Regions from separate parts of the Homo sapiens genome. Here region 1 is linked to region 2. A link is an interaction called in ENCODE POLR2A ChIA-PET data of the cell type or tissue named here. Cell type or tissue: PC-9. All regions are shown on one strand. Links, peaks and the distances in the headings refer to the core of each region. The heading gives the core; the rest is flanking DNA. Region 1 overlaps TPD52L1 (TPD52 like 1). Region 2 has its middle 120 kb from the start of LINC02523.

Region 1 (9,718 bases), core at 2,046-6,045, 390 kb after region 2:
CTGGGCGTGGTGGCGGGCGCCTGTAGTCCCAGCTACTTGGGAGGCTGGGGTGGGAGAATGGTGTACACCAGGGAGGCGGAGCTTGCAGTGAGCCAAAATTGTGCCACTGCACTCCAGCCTGGGCAACAGAGCGAGACTCCGTCTCAAAAAAAAAAAAAAAAATCTGAGAAGGACAGAAGCAAGTTCTACAGAGGCAGGTGTAGGACACCATTTGAGAGGAGAGGGGACTGAGAAGAGAGGATCCCCCTTGAGGTGAGTCTCAGGATATCATTTGAGGGGTGAGGGTACTCAGAGAAGAGGGTACTAAGAAGAGAAGATATCCCTGTGGTGGGTCTCAGGGAATCATCTGAGGGGAGAGGTTACTGAGCCCGTTATGATGGGTCAAGAGTCAAAGAACACTGGCACCAAGTTCTTTCTCTTCCTGAGGCCAGATGTCACAATAAGGTAGGTTTTGTACTTGCATATGTTGTGAATTCCTAGGTCATTGCAAACAAGCATATTTAATAGTAAGTACCCAAAACGTGGGATGAATAATTTTCTACTGTTGCTCTCCATTAGCAAAGGTCATACAAAGTTCTATTTGTGTCTAACTGAAAGATTTGAGATAGTAAGTGATAAACTGGCAGTGCTTGATAGAACTGATCTATTTCCCCATCACTTAATGAAAGAAGTCACCAACCCCATAATCAAATGAATTTAATTTGAGGTGGCAAATATATTGTGACTTTAATTCTTTTCTAAAGTATGTCTGAATCTCTTTTCAGATGTATATTTTATGATAGTTTACTGTTACTCAACCCACCCCATTTTTTTGTTTTTTTTTTTAGTACAAGATTTGCTTTGCAAATGTATAAAATTGCTCACTGCTGAGTATGGGGCTTTCCTACCCTGTGGATGCCACAATGACTTCTGTAAAGGAGGACCTGGAGTCTTGGTGTCTTCTCCTACTGGTAGGAGGACCTGTAAAGTGCATGTGTTAAGCACTGCACGATGTAATCACATGTCTTCTGACTGATGAATAGCACCCTCATATTTTCTACATGCAGGTTTCTTTGAAAATTGTAAAAATTCAGAAACATTTGTAACAATATTTCAAACACGTTCTGAATGTGTATTCTTATTTCTACATATTCTCTAAATTGTCACGTGAAAATTACAAGTCCTAATCTCAGAATATACTTCCTTCTTTGAAGGCTACTGTTGTTGAGAATGGGCTACAAGAGCCTGGTGGAACATCTTATAAATGAATGAAGCCACACCAGATACACAGTAGGCCAAGAGTAAACAGGTATTTTCCTTTCCGGTAATGCCCTTCATATATTGGGTAAAACATGAGCAAATGATGCGTGCTGAAAGGAATCAGCGTTTTCCACCCCAAAATATGCCACTTTGCCATAAGAGGTGTTTTTTTGTTTTTTGTTTTATTTGTGTTTTTTGAGACAGGGTCTTGCTCTGTCACCCAGGCTGGAGTGCAGTGGGACAAACACCTCCTAAGCTCAAGTCACCCTCCCACCTCAGCCTCTTGAGTAGTGGGACTACAGGCATGCACTACCACGCCTGGCTAATTTTTAAAAATTATTATTTTTAGTAGAGACGAGGTCTTGCTATGTTGCCTGGGCTGGTCTTGAGCTCCTGGGTTCAAGCAGTCCTCCTGCCTCGGCCTCCAAAAGTGCTGGAATTACAGGCATGAGCCACCCTACCCAGCCCATAAGAGTTATTTTGAGCTGAAGGCATTTGAGTTCCCGAAATCCTTTATCTGACTAAAAGCAGAGGTTCCCAAAAGAACTCAGCTGTCACAAATTCCTCCCACTGGGAGCAACTCTTTCTTCTCTTCTAGACATTGTCACAAACTGTCATATCTCCCATCTATTCTCCTAAGGACCCATTTATCTTTTTTTTTTTTTTTTAAAGAAGTCATTTGCTCTCTCAATATTGCCTTTTCTCCACCTCCCTTTCCTGTAGTAAAATGATACAGAAAATCAAATCTCATCACTCCTTGGGGTATTCATTTCTTTCTATGACACCCTTGTGCAAGCAAAATTTAAAATAAATAACTTTGTAAGCTTTTTCTCCTGCTAGTCTGTCTGCTGTAAGTTTAATTCACAGGCTCCTAGGCACTTCACCTAAGAGGGTAGAAAAAAAGTTTTTCTTCCCCTCCAATGCTTATGAGAGCCTTCCAATCATTTTAAATAAACTTTACAGGTAGTGCAGGTATCTTGTAACTTCCTGTTGGAACCCTGGGATATCTAAAGAGGAATAACAGGAGCCAAGGTCTATACTTCTTCCCAGGGCTGACCTAACCCTTCAGGAAGAAAAACCATCTTTCCATGACGTCTTTATGTAGAAATGAGTCCATTTTGGAAAACAAAATGTTGGAAAATATTTATAGACAATGAGCTATTAGCTCTTTATGCAGAGAGAAAAATCAGTGAAAAACTACAAATATCCAACCATCAGAGACTTTAAAACTGAGAGATCTGAAGAGATCTCCTCCCACTACCCCCATCCCAAATTGGCTTTTTCTTTTGAATGAATCAGTTCTGCTTCCGTGAATATGCTTGGGAGATGGTTAAATGAATAAAACATATCCATGTAAACAAGTAATTATAATACTCATGAGGCAATAAAAAGCTTTCTTTTTTTGGGTACTCATTGAAATTAGTCCTTTCAGCCAACATCTAAAGGATACAAATCCTACTTTCTGGAAACAAGCACGCAGATCCTATGACTTATTTATTTTAAAATACTGAGATTACTGGGTATGGACGAACACCAAGTAGAATAACATATTTGAACCATTCCATATTTGAACTGACTTTTCCTAGCAGCTGGTGATAAAACTCTATACTGGTTCTAAGAATTACATCTCATGTGACTTTTACGGATCTTTTTAATCTTGAATCAGTTCTGCTTCCATGATCCTTGACAAGACGCTCTTGCTATTAATGGACAAAAGAAATGTCTAATTATAAGAAAAATGTATTTCCAAGGAGTTGAAGAGTTTTCCATATTTTAGATATATGTCAGGGAAACTGTAATTTGTATAAGATACAAATAACCATAGGTAAGTTTGGAGATGAGGTGTAACATATACATGCATTTTTCATGTGTGGTACATGATCTGGCTACAGCAAAGTGCTAGATTTTTGCCTTTTGAGAAAGAAGCAATATGTTGGTGACTAAGGGTATTCTTGGAGATTTGTGGTTTTATTCTGGGAACTTCACTTCCTCTGCATCAAAATGCATCACTTATAAACGATTCACACTGTGAGAAATTGCTTAAAATTCATCTTTCCTTGAGGACCCAAAGCTTCCTTTTAGCCATTTCAAATTCATTAAAATATTCTCCTGCCTTCCCTGGTACATTAACAATGCTTCTCAATTTAATGCATATATTTCAAATCATTACACTTTATTGCTTAAATATTCAATGAAAAGTAGGATGACAGATGTGAATATCCACATTTTGAGGTCACCTTTTATGTGTTCTTAACTGTGTAGTAACTCAGTAAATTTTTTCTTGTTTTACTTTTTTCTTTTAGTTTTATATATGTATACAAAACTATATATATACAGTTAAAATATATATATATATCTTTTTTTTAAGAGACAGGGGTTTTGCTTAGCCTGGGTTTGAACTCTGGAGCTCAAGTGGTCCCACTGCCTCAGCACCTTGATTAGCTGGGACTATAAGCACTCACCACCATGATCAGCTTAACTCAGTAAATTGAAGAAGTGACTGGCTTTACGGTGTTGTTGGGGACATTTCGCAACAGAAGTAATGGTGAACCTCTGCCTGCATGGAGAGCATGCCAGCTGATCAATGACTGAGGCAGATGCCCTCTTTTCTGCAGTTGCTGCTTCAAACCGTGAAAATTCAACACAGAGATGGCTAGAGTCGCTTAAGGACAAATCCATTGATGGCTCATTTTTTTCAACAGTTTTACTAGGTATTTTCTTAAAGTAGTTATTCTGCTAGTATGGTTGGGAGATGGTTAAATGAATAAAACATATTCGTGTAAACAAGTAATTATAATGTTCATGAGGCAATAAAATGCTTTCTTTTTTGGGGTACTCATTGAAATTAGCCCTTTCAGCCAGCATCTAAAGAATACAGATTCTACTTTCTGGAAAGAAGCATGCAGAGCCTGTGACTTTTATTTATTTTAAAGTCCTGAGATGACTGAATATGGATGAACACCAAGTGGAATAACATATCTGAACAGACTTTTGTTTGAGCTGGTGATAAAATTCTGTATTGGTTTAAGAATCACATGTCATGTGATTTTTATAGAATTCTTCATCTTGAAAACAGAACAAAAATAGCAAGCTGTTGATAAATGAGCATCCTCCACCCGCAACTTGACATGTCGCAAGGCTTACTCTTAAAGATCTCCAGTCCCATTCATATTCCCAGACTTAGACCCTGCCCACATATGAAATGAACTGTACAATTAAATTCTGCCCGTTTAAAGCCTCTTTGATCATATAGAAAATAAAGCAAAACCATTATTTAAAACTTTGCACACTGACTGCTTGTGCATACAAAGTACCTATAGAATGGTAATTGAAATCTCAAGATATGAAGTCAAACTTTCTGATTTCAAATCCCAACTCCAACACTTCCAAGTTGTATGAGTTGGAGAATGTTGTGTAACTAGTCTGTCATTCAGTTTCATCATCTGTAAAACCAAAATGTTACCTTCCTTGTGAGTTTGTTATTATTATTGGTTTTTTTCTTTTGTTTTCTTTTTTTTTTTTTTTGAGACAGAGTGTCACTCTGTCACCCAGGCTGGAGTGTAATGACATGATCTCGGCTCACTGCAACTTCTGCCTCCCAAGTTCAAGTGATTCTCCTGCTTCAGCCTCCCAAGTAGCTGGGATTACAGGTGCCCGCCAGCTAATTTTTGTATTTTTAGTAGAGAGGGGGTTTCACGATGTTGATCAGGCTGGTCTTGAGCTCCTGACCTCAGGTGATCCGCCCACCTCAGGCTCCCAAAATGCTGAGATTACAGGTATAAGCCACCACGCCCGGCCTGTTGTACTTATTAAATAACATGTTTGGAGTTTTTTGTTTTTGTTCTTTTTTTTTTTTTTTAGACAGGGTGTCACTTTGTCCAGCCCAGGCTAGAGTGCAATGATGCAATCATAGCTCACTGCAACCTCAAACTCCTGGGCTCAAGCAATCCTCCCACCTCAGCCTCCCAAGTAGCTGGGAATACATGCATGCATCACCATGCCCAATTTACTTCTTTATTTTTTGTAGAAGCAGGGTTTTGCTATGTTGTCTGGGCTGGTCTTGAACTCCTGGGCTCAAGTGATCCTCCCGTCTTGGCCTCCCAAAGTACCAGGAGCCACTGCACCTGACTAAATAACATGCTTTTTAAAAAAGTGCATGCCATGGTATTTGACATTTGTAAAAACACTAAAATGTTATTGCTATTATCACCCTCAATGTGAATTAGCTCTAATTAGCACATTAGCACTCAAAAAATCCCATTGGGATGGAAATATGTCCTCTCATTAGTTCTAGGTGTTAACCCACAGGAACGACTCTCAACTCTTTTTTGCCTATCCTCCTGAAAAGATGACACCATGTCAAGTTCATCTTAGCTTCCCCTTTGCACGTGTGGCACAGCACACATTAAGGCACAGTGCAGTATAGTAGTTAAGCTCATTCTCTGGACTCAATTAAACTTGGAGTTGAATCCTGTCTTCTTCATTTAATTTTTCTGACTCGTAGTTCCCTGTTTATAAAATGAGTTAAAAGTAAAGGTATCTACCTCATGATGTTATTATAAGGTTTTGATAAAATAATGGATGCAAAGTTTTCAGCATATGCTAATAAAAGCAACAGCAAACATTTATATACTACTTACCATGTGCTAGGCCCTGCTTTAAGCACTTTGCTTGTATTAACATGTTAAATCCCCATAACAATCCTATGATATTGGAGCTATTACTATCTTCACTTTGCATATGTAGAAACCAAGATTGAGTGAAATGAATAACTTGTTCATGGTCATATTAATGGTAAGTAACATGTCAGAATTAAAATCCAGGCAGTTTACCTTCATCCTGGGATCTTAATCACTATGCCCTTTTCCCTCCCAATAGTATGTGCTTGTCAAATATTTGCTATTACTGCAGTAATCAATAAGTATTTATTAAAATATTTAATGAATCAATATCTGCTGAAGTATTTGTTTATTATTTACTATAAATTACTAAGTAGCACATCTTCTTATAGGCCACAAAAATGGACTCCTTTGCTTATAAGTTTTTGAAGAAATTCTCAGATTCTGCCTACCCAGATAATTAATAAGGTGTATAACAGGGAAGGCAATTCAAAATATGTTCCCATCTACTACAACAGCTGCCATTTGTATAATTAGATTTTAAAATAATTTAAAATAAAACAGTGGTATATGATTTGTTGCAAATGACTGACTTCACCTAAAATATGCATCATCACCTATTTCAAAACCTTTACTTAAACAGGAAACAAAACTACAGGAGGTAACTTTGAAAATTGTATGAATAGTCTTAATAATACTCTTAAAAATCATAAATCAAAATATATAACAGCTTGCTTCCATAGTTTGAGGTTTATTATTATATTGCCTAAACTTCAATACAAAATTTTAAATATGAAACATAAAATGCAAAATAATTTTTTCCTTGGATAATTTAATAGTTAGAGACATACCTCACTGCACTTCACTTTATTGTACCTCACAGATATTATTTTTACAAATTGAAGGTTTGTGGCAACCCCAGGTTGTGCAAGTCTATTGGTGCCATTTTTCCAACATGGGCTCATGTCATGTCTCTGTGTCACATTTTAGTAACTCTCACAATATTTCAAACTTTTCCATTATTATTAAATCGGTTATGGTGATCTGTGATTGGTGATCTTTGATGTTACCATCAGAATTGTTTTGGAGAACCATGAACTATGCCCATATAAGATGGTGACCTTAACCAGTAAATCCTGTGTGTGTTCTGACTGCTCCACCAGCCACCCATTTCCCTATCTCTCTCCCTGTCCCTGGCCCTCTCCACTCTCTGAGACACAACAATATTGATAGTATGCCAATTAACCCTATAATAGTCTCTAAGTATTCAAGTGAAACATAGAGACACAAATCTCTCACCTTAAGTCAAAAGCTAGAAATGATTAAACTTAGCAAGGAAGGCACAGTGAAAGCCAAGATAGATCAAAAGCAGGCCTCTTGATTCAAGTTGTGAATGTGAAGGAAAAGTTCTTGAAAGAAACGTAGCATGCTATTCCACTGAACACACAAATGATAAGAAAGTGAAATAGACTAATTGCTGATAGGGAGAAAGTTTGAGTGGTCTGGATAGATCAAACCAGCCACAACATTTCTTTAAGTGAAAATCTAATCCAGAGAAGGTCCTAAGTCTCTTCAATTTATGAAGGCTGAGAGAAATGAGAAAGCTGTGCAACAAAAGTTGGAAGCTAGCAGAGATTTGTTCATGAGGTTTAAGGAAAGAAGTCATCTCAGGCCTGGCATGGTGGCTCATGCCTGTAATCCCAGCACTTTGGGAGGCTGAGGCAGGTGGATCACCTTAGGTCAGGAGTTCCAGACCAGCCTGGACAACATGGTGAAACCCCATCTCTACTAAAAACACAAAAATTAGCAGGGCGTGGTGGCACGCACCTGTAATCCCTGCTATTCAGGAAGCGGAGGCAGGAGAATTTGCTTGAACCCAGGAGGTGAAGGTTGCAGTGAGCCAAGATCGTGCCACTGCACTCCAGCCTGGGTGACAGAGCAAGACTCCATCTCAAAAAAAAAAAAAAAAAAAGTCATCTCTGTAACATAAAAGTGCAAGGTGAAGCAGCAAGGGCTGTTGCCAAAGCTGCAGCAAGCTCTCCAGAAGATCTGGCTAAGATAGTTGATGAAAGTGGCTAAACTAAACAACACATTTTCATATAGATGAAACAGCCTTACACTGGAAGAAGATGTCAGCTAGGACTTTTATAGCTAGAGAGGAGGAGTCGATGCTTGGCTTCAAAACTTCAAAGTACAGGCTGACTCTCTTGTTAGGGGCTAATGTAGCTGGTGACTTTAAGTTACATGCTCACTTACTATTCAAAAAGTTCTAAGGCCCTTATGAATTATTCTAACTGTAACCAGATGCAGTGGCTCATGACTGTAATCCCAACACTTTGTGAGGCCAAGGCAGGAGGATTGCTTGAGCCCAGGAGTTCAAGGTGTCAGTGAGCTATGATGATCCCACTGTACTTCAGCCTAGGCAACCGAGCAAGACCTTTCATCTATGAAAATGCAAATACAAATAAATAAATAATTATTCTAAATCTATAGATTTAGAAAATGTGCTCTATAAATAGAATAACAAAGCCTGGGTAACTGTTTACAATATGGTTTCTTGAATATTTTAAGTCCACTATTAAGAACTACTGCTCAGAAAAAAAATATTTCTTTCTGAATATTACTTCTGGTTGATAACACACCTGTATTAGTCCATTCTTATGCTGCTAATAAAGACATACCCGAGACTAGGAAATTTGTAAAGAAAAAGAGGTTTAATGGACTCACAGTTCCGCATGGCTGGGGAGGCCTCACAATCATGATGGAAGGCACATCTCACATGGTGGCAGGCAAGAGGACATACTCAGGGGAACTCCCCTTTATAAAACCATCATGTCTCGTGAGACTTGCTATCATGAGAACAGCATGGGAAAGACCGGCACCTATGATTCAATTACCTCCCAATGGCTCCCTCCCATGACATGTGGGAATTATGGGAGCTACAATTCAAGATGAGATTTGGGTGGGGACACAGCCAAACAATATCATACGTGGTCACCCAAGAGTTCTGATGGAGATGTACAAAGAGATTAACATTGCTCACACGTCTACTAACACAACATCCACTCTTCAGCTTGTGGATCAGGGAGTAATTTTGACTTTCAAGTCGTATTATTTAAGAAATACATCTCATAAGAAAACAGCTGCCATAGATAGTGATTTTTTTGTTGGAACTAGGCAAAATAAATTGAAAACATTCTGGAAAGGATTCACCATTCTAGATGTCATTAAGAACATTCGTAATTCATGGGAGGTGGTCAAAATATCAACATTAACAGGAGTTTGGAAGATGTGGACTCCAACCCTCCTGAATGAGTTTGAGGTGTCCAAGATGTCAGTGGAGGAAATGAAGTGCAGATGTGGTAGAAACAGCAAAAGAAGCAGAAGTGGAGCCTGAAGATGTAACTAAATTTATGACATTTTAATCTCATGCTAAAACTTGAATGAATGAGGTGTTGCTTCTTATGGATGAGCAAAGAGTGGTTTCTTGAGATGGAATCTACTCCCAGTGAAGATGTTCACAGCACTGTGTAAATGACAACAAAGGATTTAGAATTATATAAATTTAGTCGATAAAGCAGTGGCAGGGCTTGAGAGGATTGATTCCAATATTGAAAGAAGTTCTATCGCAGACAAAATGCTACCAAACAGCATTACAGGCTATATATAAATCTTCTTGAAAGGAATAGTCAATCTATGTGACAAACTTCCTCGTTGTCTTACTTTAATAAATTGCCACAGCCACCTCAGCCTTCGGCAACCACCATTCGGATCAGTCAGCAGCCATCGACATCCAGGCAAGACCCTCCACCAGTAAAACACTTACCACTCAGTGAAGGCACAAATGATCGTTAGCAATT
Region 2 (9,718 bases), core at 2,542-6,541:
GGCAATATCTGGTTAATATAATTGAAATCATTAATGACATCAAGTAGAGACCAGAGGTGCTGCTAAACATGCTATAAAACAGAGGACAGAACAACACAACAAAAAATTATCCAGCCCCAAATATTAGTAGTTTCAGTATCAAGGTTAGAACTCCTGAGCAGAAGCATCCATTTAGAGTTCTTAACTCCCTGCCCAGGTAATAGATACACTTTAAAAAGCCAGCTTTTCTGGAGGCATTTCTCTATCCATCTCTCAGCGTGGGTAAGAGAAAAAAAAAAAAAAAAAAAAAAAAAAATATATATATATATATATATATATATATATATATATATACACACACACACACACACATCTACTCCCTTGAGGAACCTCATGGGTGACACAGTGACAATGTCTTCATATGAAACCAACTTCAGTAGTGATTATGATCACCAATATTTCCTGGAGAGCCTAACAGAGAAAATAAAGCATTTGGTGTGGTTTGTTTTAACTTGGTTGGCATATCACAGGCAAAGCAGTGTGATAGGTACAGCAAGGTAACAAAATGTTGGGCATACAATGGCTAAAAAGACAGACATTGCCACTGACACCAACTTCTATGGGAGAAAAAAAGCTACTTCAGAAATGATCATGGGGGAGGTGAGAGTGCATGGGCACATAAAGAAGGACGTATGTTCTACAGTTTAGGGGCTAGAAAGGACATCAGGAAGAAAAACAAAAAAGTGGACAAATGGATAAATTGTATTTAGTTGCTCTTGGTGGGCTGCAGTAGATAGTCACTGACATCAGTAATAGACCCCATCTGGCCTGGTATACATCATACTACAGAGAGTTAGAAAACACAAAATATATTGTTTACCCCTTTTTTTCCTGTGAAAAAAGTCTACTGATATCTCTGGGGATATGGGTAGACTTTGGGGATATTGGTAGACTTTTTCCCTACTTGTTGCATCATTTGAAGTGTGCCCTGTAATGATTTTAATGTGTTTTTTATGGGCTAAGATGCTAATTGTAGTATCTCTTTTATTGTAGCTTTCAAAGTTATTTCACGCATTTGCTTTCCACCTTCTCATTTTTAGCCTCCAAGAATTTCAATAATAATAAACTGTAATGTCTTCAGTATAATGCTTTGCTGAGTAAGATGTTCTGGCCCTCAGTCTGTTAGAAAAATATCTAATTGCTGGTGAGGCTGTGCACTGTTGGTGGGAATGTAAATCAGCATAGCCATTATGGTAAACACTGTGAAGGTTTCTCAAAAAACAAAAAATAGAACTACAATATGAGTCAGCAGTCTTACTACTGGATATTTATTCAAAGGAAAGGAAATCAGCTTATAAAAGGGATATCTGTACTCCCATGTTTATTGCAGCACTGTTCACAATAACCAAGCTATGGAATCAACCTAAGTGTACATTAACAGGTGAATAAATAAAGAAAATGTGATATATATATATATAAAACATTATATATATAAAATGTATCACATATATATCACATTATATATATATCACACACATATATATCACATTGTATATATCATATATACACACACAATAGAGTATTATTCAGCCATTAAAAAGTATAAATGCCAGCTGGGGGCGGTGGCTCATGCCTGTAGTCCCAGCACTTTGGGAGACCGAGGTGGGTGGACCACAAGGTCAGGAGATCGAGACCATCCTGGCTAACATGGTGAAACCCCGTCTCTACTAAAAATACAAAAATTAGCTGGGCATGGTGGTGGGCGCCTGTAGTCCCAGCTACTCGGGAGGCTGAGGCAGGAGAATGGCGTGAACCCGGGAGGCGGAGCTTGCAGTGAGCCAAAATCGTGCCACTGCACTCCAGCCTGGGCGACAGAGCGAGACTCCATCTCAAAAAAAAAAAAAAAAGTATAAATGCCCTGTGATTTGCAGCAACATGAATGGAACTGGAGGTCATTATGGTAAGTGAAATAAGCCAGGCACTGAAAGACCAGTATTACATGTTCTCACTCAGATGTGGAGCCAAAAATATGGGTGTCATGGAGGTAGAGAATAGAGTGATAGTTATTAGAAGCTGGAAAGAATAGAGGTAGGAGGGAAATGAAGAGAAGTTCATTGGTTGGTTAATTCATACCAACATACAGTTAGATAAAAGGATGTCCTAGTATTTGAATGGCACAGTAGGGTGACTATAATTCACAGCAATGTACTGTATATTTTAAAATAGCTAGAAGACTTGAAATGTTCACATCACAAAAAATGGCAAATGTTTGGGGTGATGGATATCCTAAATACCCTGATTTGATCATTACACATTGTATGCATGTATTAAAATATCACATGTACCTCATACATATGTATAATTATGTACTAATAAAAACATTTAAAAAGGAAAATATATAAAGAAATTTATTTGTCTACAAATGGGAGTAAAACTAGGTGATTCCTTCATCTTGAAAAAAATGTAAGTTCACCCAGGGAAGTTTCATATGTGGATATATTATTCTATGGGAGCATAGATATATCTGAGGGAGGTCAGTAAGATCAGGCCATCAGTCAACAAATGTTATTGGTAATTCCTTTTTATGAAAATGAAAAGTATATATATATATATATACACACATATATAAAAATTATCTTAATATATATTTCACATATTACACATATATATGACAATATTTTACTTATTGTCAAACATCCTATGGGGGGCAAAAAAATATTATATACATATTTTCCCCCTCAGGCCAATTTGTATATAAGCAGTGTTTATGAAAAAAGTCAATTCGCTAAACTCATTGATGACTCCTGATATGGTTTGGCTGTGTCCCCCCGCAAATCTCATCTTGAATGGTAGCTCTCATAATGCCCACATGTTGTGGGAGGGAACTGTTGGGGGGTAATTGAATCATGGGGGTGGGCTTTTCCTGTGCTGTTCTTGTGATAGTAAGTCTCACGAGATCTGTCCCTTGCACACTCTTGCCTGCCACCAGGTAAGACATGCCTTTGCTCTTCATTTGCCTTCCTCCATGAGTGTGAGGCCTCCCCAGCAGCCATGTGGAACTGTGAGTCCATTAAACCTCCTTTTCTTTATACATTATCCAGTCTCAGGCATTTCTTCATAGCAGTATGAAAATGGACTAATACAACTCTAAGTTTCATCTTAAAGCTCTTTCTTGGCCTAAATGACTTCATACTTTATCTGTTTCACCTGCTAGCCATCCAGTGTCTTCACCCAAAATTTTTAACTTGTAGCCTCAGGGGAGAAACCCAGATGCCAAGCTCTAGTTTTCCTTGTTTGTCATAACAAATTACTACAAACTGGGTGTCTTAAAATGAGAACAATTTATTGTCTCACAGTTCTGAAGACCAGAAGGCCGAAAATTCAGGGTCAGCAGGGCCACACTCCCTCCAAAGGCTCTAAGAGGATTCATTCTTGTTCCTTTCTTTTTGCTGCTTCACGTGAGCGTTGGCATTTCTGACTCTGGCTTTACATTGCCTTCCCCTCTGAGTCTCTTTGTCGTCTCATCCCCTGTTTCTTATAGGAGTGAACCCTAAATCCAGGATGAGCTCATCTGGAGTTTTTTTTTTTTTTTTTTTTGAGATGGAGTTTCTCTCTTATTGCCCAGGCTGGAGTGCCGTGGTGTGATCTTGGCTCACTGCAACCTCCACCTCCCTGGTTCAAGCAATTCTCTTGCCTCAGCCTCCCAAGTAGCTGGGATTACAAGCATGTACCACCACGCCCAGCTAATTTTTTTTTTTTTTTTGAGATGGAGTTTCGCTTTCGTTGCCCAAGCTGGAGTGCAGTGATGCAATCTTGGCTCACTGCAACCTCCGCCTCCCGGGTTCAAGTGATTCTCTTGCCTCAGCCTCCCGAGTAGCTGGGACTACAGGTGTGTGCCACCACGCCCAGCTAATTTTTGTATTTTTAGCAGAGATGAGGTTTCACCATGTTGGCCAGGCTGGTCTTGATCTCCTGACCTCGTGATCAGCCCGCCTCAGCCTCCCCAAGTGCTGGGATTACAGGTGTGAGGCACTGCAGCTGGCCTCATCTTGAGATTTTTAATTACACCTATATAGACCACTTTTCCAAATAAGGTCACATTCACAGGTTCCAAGGATTAGGGTATGGACATTTATTCTGGGGGGTCACCAGGCAACCTACTATAGTTACCTTTCCCCAAACCACACAGTCATCTATGCAATCTTGCTAACTCACAACTAGGATGACCATGAGAGGTTTTCTGGGATGTGGGAGTTTTAGGTATGAGGTATTTCCTGGGACATAGGACAGTAGAAGGAAAGTTCCAGGCAAACCAGAATGGTTGATCACCAAATAGCAGAACAGAGCCTGAGTGACCAACGTGTCCATCCTGGAGGCTCAGAAGTCACTGTAGTACAGGTTGTGGGGACAATGTCAAAACAAGAGGAAGCAAATACCTTTGAGAAAAAGCAGCCCCAAGCTGCTCCTTCTCCTCCTTCTGACCTTTCTTTGACAGCTGTGATGAGTCAGAACTTCTGCTGGAAGGTGAGCCGGTGAGAGAGAGCATCTGTCTGTGAGAGCCACTCTCCCGACATAATTTCTGCTCACCTCATTACCTGTTGTCAACCCTGCATTTTCCTCAGTTGTTTGTGTTTCTCAATGCTGCATGGCAGGGGCAGCTGGCTAGTTACATTTTAGCCACTATGGCCAGTGATACTTCAGCATAGTGTTTCTTGGGGAGCTAGCAATGCTCTACATTGTGCTAAAATGCCTTTCCTTTTTTCTGCCTCCACCCCTCCCTCATTAACCAGCTCAGCCTCCTGAGCAGGAGAGTTGAGAGAAACAGTGAGTTAAGCTGGGCTTTGATCTTCCAGAGAGGCAGTGTCCCTTTCTCTGTCTGCTTGGACCAGGGGTCACTGGGTGAGCAGCAGCAGAGCTGACCTCAGCCAGGACCTGCATGCTTCAAGTGGCCAGCTTTGAAGAGTTCATCCCAGCCAGGGACAATGGAAGGGGTCTGGCGTTCGTGCGCCGTGGAGACGCCTGTGCACAGCAGCCCTCTACCTTGTCCTAATGACTCTGTCTTGAGAACAAGATAATCCTGCCTTCAAACCAACTGTTTGAGCTTCTGGCACTGCATATATCCTCTTCTGAACTGAAATTTCCCGGCGATGGGCTGGATCTGGTTGCATTTTTAACCCCATTTTATTTTCCATGCTGAAAAAGATAAGCCTCCTTGTGGGAAAGCAGCTGCTTTGGATCAGGTTAGAGGCAGTAAATTTAAAAACAAATGTTAACATGAGTGAAATTATGAGTTCAGGACATGATTGTGATTATGAAATGCCCAGGCTTTCTGCTTTTGACACAGTCAGGCTGATTTTACCTTTCATTTACAATGATTTTGTATTTTTTCATGATTAAAAATTTTCATCATCTTATCCAGTGATTTACAAAAGATCCTTTGATCAGCATCACGTATCATGACGATGTTAAAAATTTATATGCAATGATTTTTTTGTTGTTGAAAACAAGCCTCTTAAATTAGATATTTCTGAGAATGAATTTCTATTCATTCATTCCGTCTTGATTTATTCATAGTGTTATTGAGTACATAGCTTTGTATACTTTTGAGTGGTTGCTGTCCATATTACAATATGCACGTATAACATACTACAGTCTACTGTTATCAGTTTTACTACCTCAGGTGAAGTGTAGAAAGCTTACTTACATTTAGGTCCTTACTTCCTTACTTTTTTTTTTTTTTTGAGACAGAGTCTCACTTTCTTGCCCAGGCTAGACTGAGTTGTATGATCATAGCTCACCACATCCTTGACCTCCCAGGTTCAAGTGATCCTCACCCCTCAGCCTCCCTAAGAGCTGGCGCTATAGATGTCCACCGTGCCCAGATAATTTTTAATTTTTTTTTTAAAGAAACGAGGTGTCACTATGTTGCCAGGGCTGGTCTGAAACTCCTGATCTCAAAAGATCCTTCTGCCTTTGCCTCCTAAAGTGCTGAGATTATAGGCATGAGCCACCTTTCTCAGCCCTTAGTTTTAATATATAATTCTCTTTATTTCGTTTAAGTATATTGATGACCACATCAGGTGGTCTTATAATTTTTGCCTCAAACATCTATTATAAGAAAGTCATGAGGATAGTCTATAATATTTACCCTTTTTACCTTTTATCTATTTTTGGCTGAAGGATGGTTTTGGGAACAATACTATGTTGTATCAACTGAAATATTCTTCCACTGATCTGGAGAAAGAAAGAAAAAAAAATCTCAATGCCTCTAGGAGAATAAGGTGGGGCAGAGTTGGAAGCTCTTAACTGGTTAAAGAACTGCAACCAGTTCTAAGGGGAAAACTCCCACCTCTACGAGGGTGGCAATAGCCATGTGAGCTTGGCAAGTTACTTAACCAGCCTGAGGCCCAATCTCCTTACTTGTAAAACAGGGATAATAATACCAACACTGAATGGTGGTTGTTGGAATTCAATGATATTGTATGTGAACAACCTGGTAGAATAGTTAATCCCCTTTTATCTGGCCTTTCTTCCTCTTTCCCTTCCTTTGGTGAGCCAAAACTCTCATGGTCATTACTGTTTGAAATACTTAGTTTTAGATACACAACTCTAGACACAGTCAGAAACTTGCTGATTTAGCATGAGGAACCTTTGGTTTACAATCAGAATGACTGATGGTGACACCTTAGTTCTAGTCTTTCGGGCCCAAACCTTGGAGTCATCCATGACCCACCTCTGTCTCTCAAACCCGGCATCCAGCATAAACCAAGTTATGGGCTTTATCTTCAAAATCTGTTCAGAATCTGACCACTTCTCATCACTTTATTGCTAACACCTGGAGACAGCCATGTTGGTCTCTTACTTGAAATATTGCAATAGATTCCTAATTGGTCTCTACGTTTACCTTTGTTCTCTTCAGTCCACCCATTCTCAACACAGCAATTAGAGGTGCTTTTGTGCTTTTCAAATATGATTCATATTGTGTCTTCTCAAAGCCCTCTACGGCTCCCCATCTCACTCAGAGTGAAAGCTAAAGTCCTTACAATGGTCTTCAAGACCCTCTACAGTCTGGCTCCCTTGATTTCTCTGATTTCATCCTTTACTATTGCTGTTCTTACCTCATTCGCTTCCACCTACTCTGGTCTTATATTTCCCAGAGCATGGTCTGGTATCCTCCTGTCGCAGGGCGTTTGCATCTGCTGTTTCCACTGCTTGGGATGCCTTCCAGGGCTTGCTCCTTCATCTAGCAAGTCTGGGCTCAAATGACACCTCTCAGTGAGGCTAACCCTGACCATACTACTAAAAACTGCAAGATTCCACTTTCTATTCTTTATCTTTGAAAATACTTCCTAATATCCTACTGTATTTTGTTGAATCCTCAGTGTTATCAATGAAGGTTTATGTCATTATTTTATGGGCCACTGTAAAGAAAAATATCAACAAGTAACATATGACTCACCATAAATTTTAGAATGTACTAATTTACATGTTTTAAAGTGTGGGAAAAAAGTGTGTATTAAAAAAATCAATAAAACATGATACTCGATTTACTCATTTATTTTGTTCTGTGCCTGTTTTTGCTATGAAAATGTAAACTCCAGGAGAGTAAGGAATTTTGTCTATCTGTTTACTGTCTAGCACAGGGCCTGAAACCTACCAGGTACACAATGCATATTTATTGAATGAATGTGTACGACATGAATCCCACCAAAAGTAACTGTGGTGATAAGACATAGACTTTCTAAAATAGGCATTGTATAATGAGAGCCAGTTCAGTAGCAGTGCCCTAAGCCTGTGCTCTGCAAATCCTCAAAGGAAAGGAGCAGAATATTCTTGCTGAAGCTTTTAATTACAAACATATTGTGTAGCTAAACCTGATATGTGTCAATAAGTAGCAATAAGACCCACCTCCATTCTTCCCTTCACAGCACGAAAGGATATTTAGAAAGGAAAAGGAAAGAGGATTTAGGAGTAGGTTAAGGGTTCACTTTCCCTGCACTATATAGCATAAACATTTTTTGTACTCATGTGCCTACACTTGACCTCTTCTTTCCCTCTTTCACCCCAGACCTCTGTAACAGCTCCATGACAAGGGCATCTAATCATTTCTAGCATGCAACAACATTTGGTTCAGATTCTGTTATCAGTATTACCTTTTCTTCTCTCCTGCGTGCCCCACCTCTGCCTTAAAGGAGACCTGGAATGGACCTCAGAGATCAGTGACACGTCCACCACTTCTTCAAACACTTCATGTAGAAAATCTTTCAGAGATGTGATTGTGGGACCCTAGACTTGGAAAATAACTGTCATCAAGCCCTTTACGTCTGTGAAAGGAATTTATTCCAGTGACATTGCTTGGCCCCTGGGATATATTTTATTGTTGGAAAAAAATTTAAGTATACAATTATTATGGACTTTTTTATGCAGTTAAAATTAATTCAGCTAATCTCGATTTATTTCCATTTGGTAATTATAAATTCACTTATTTAAGTAATTTGAGAACTCTAATTTAGTCTCTCTTGATAGTACAATATGTATAAAAGGTTTTTGAAAAGTTGATTTTTGACTTTAAAAGATGTATGAATGGCATTATAGTAATTTGTTAACATGTTGCATAGAGTCAATGCATTTTCATTATGTAAAAGTTATATAAAATTAAATTGTTTCTAGTATATTATTTTATATTTCCCACCATCATCACCTTATTAGTGTTCAGGGTAACAGCTCCAATTAAAATGAAACATCAAACATGGCTTTTAATTGACACTTAGAAAATTGAAGCTGCTTAAAATGTTGCCTTTTAAAATCAGAATTACTTCCAGATTTCTATAAAAAAAAGTACAAATTATTGTGTAGGAGCGAAAACTGATGTTTTTTCTCTCTGTTGACCTTTGAAGACATTCTTCATGATTCATTTGAAAAAGTATCACTTCTCTGAAAGTTAAGCAATTAGCTAAAGCTCTATGTAAACCCATGCTAGCTGATTCACTGTGATCCATGTTCCTTAATTAAAAGCAAGTGTTAGGAAAATTCCTCAAATATAAATGTAAATTCTCCCTGCACCAACTCAGCCTTTCTAAATAAGGTAAGAAGATATAATTACTATTAATACAATTAGTACAAAACACAGGTAATGTGTGTTCAATTCACACAGTTCTCAGAAGTCTTTAAAATTTAATCTTTCAATTTTTTTATGAAATTATAAGATGAGACATACATATTTCTTAGTATTAATTGTGATTCTTTGTATAAGTGGTTTGTTTCCTCCAATTTGTTATACAAAATATAGCAAGGTGAACAGCAGACAGGTGGAGAAATCTGAAATATTGAAAGCACAAACAATTTTTGGTCATTTAAACATTTTGGAAAAATTTAAAAATTTGAATTTTAATTGTTGTAATGGTCTTTGTTTTAAAGATTGTTTTCATTTTAAATCTATCTCCAACTTTAAATGTTTTTAGAGGTAGTTGCAACTACCATTAAATATTTTCTAGCTGCATTTTTAAAGAACATTTTTATAAAGATAAAACTAGAACCAAATTCTAAAACTAAGAGGTGTGTCACAGTCTCTAAAATGATGCCAAATTTAAAAGAGAAAAAGTTAAACAAGGACACTAGGAATGAAATAAATGTGAATCTTAATGATATTTTAATCTCAATTAAAATATATATTTCTCTTGAGCAAAGACTTACACATACATTTGAAAAAAGATGGTGCCTATAGTCCCAGCTACTCGGG

Evidence for each region. Peaks named below come from ENCODE experiments on the same cell type or tissue, not always from the same donor. Only the 100,000 strongest peaks of a DNase experiment are listed, where the experiment ranks them.
Region 1: POLR2A ChIA-PET joins it to region 2 with 8 read pairs; 2 of 35 experiments call an interaction of 5 or more read pairs at or near these places.

What each region holds. Positions count from the first base shown.
Region 1 is chr6:125,158,963-125,168,680 of GRCh38, reverse strand. All of the region lies in intron 1 of TPD52L1 (TPD52 like 1), which reads right to left. Among named protein-coding and RNA genes, the nearest start is that of TPD52L1, 10 kb to the right of the region's middle. In PC-9, for the core only: no CTCF peak of the experiment used is centred there; no DNase peak of the experiment used is centred there.
Region 2 is chr6:125,553,857-125,563,574 of GRCh38, reverse strand. No RefSeq gene overlaps it. Among named protein-coding and RNA genes, the nearest start is that of LINC02523, 120 kb to the left of the region's middle. In PC-9, for the core only: no CTCF peak of the experiment used is centred there; a DNase peak (open chromatin) is centred at 4,480.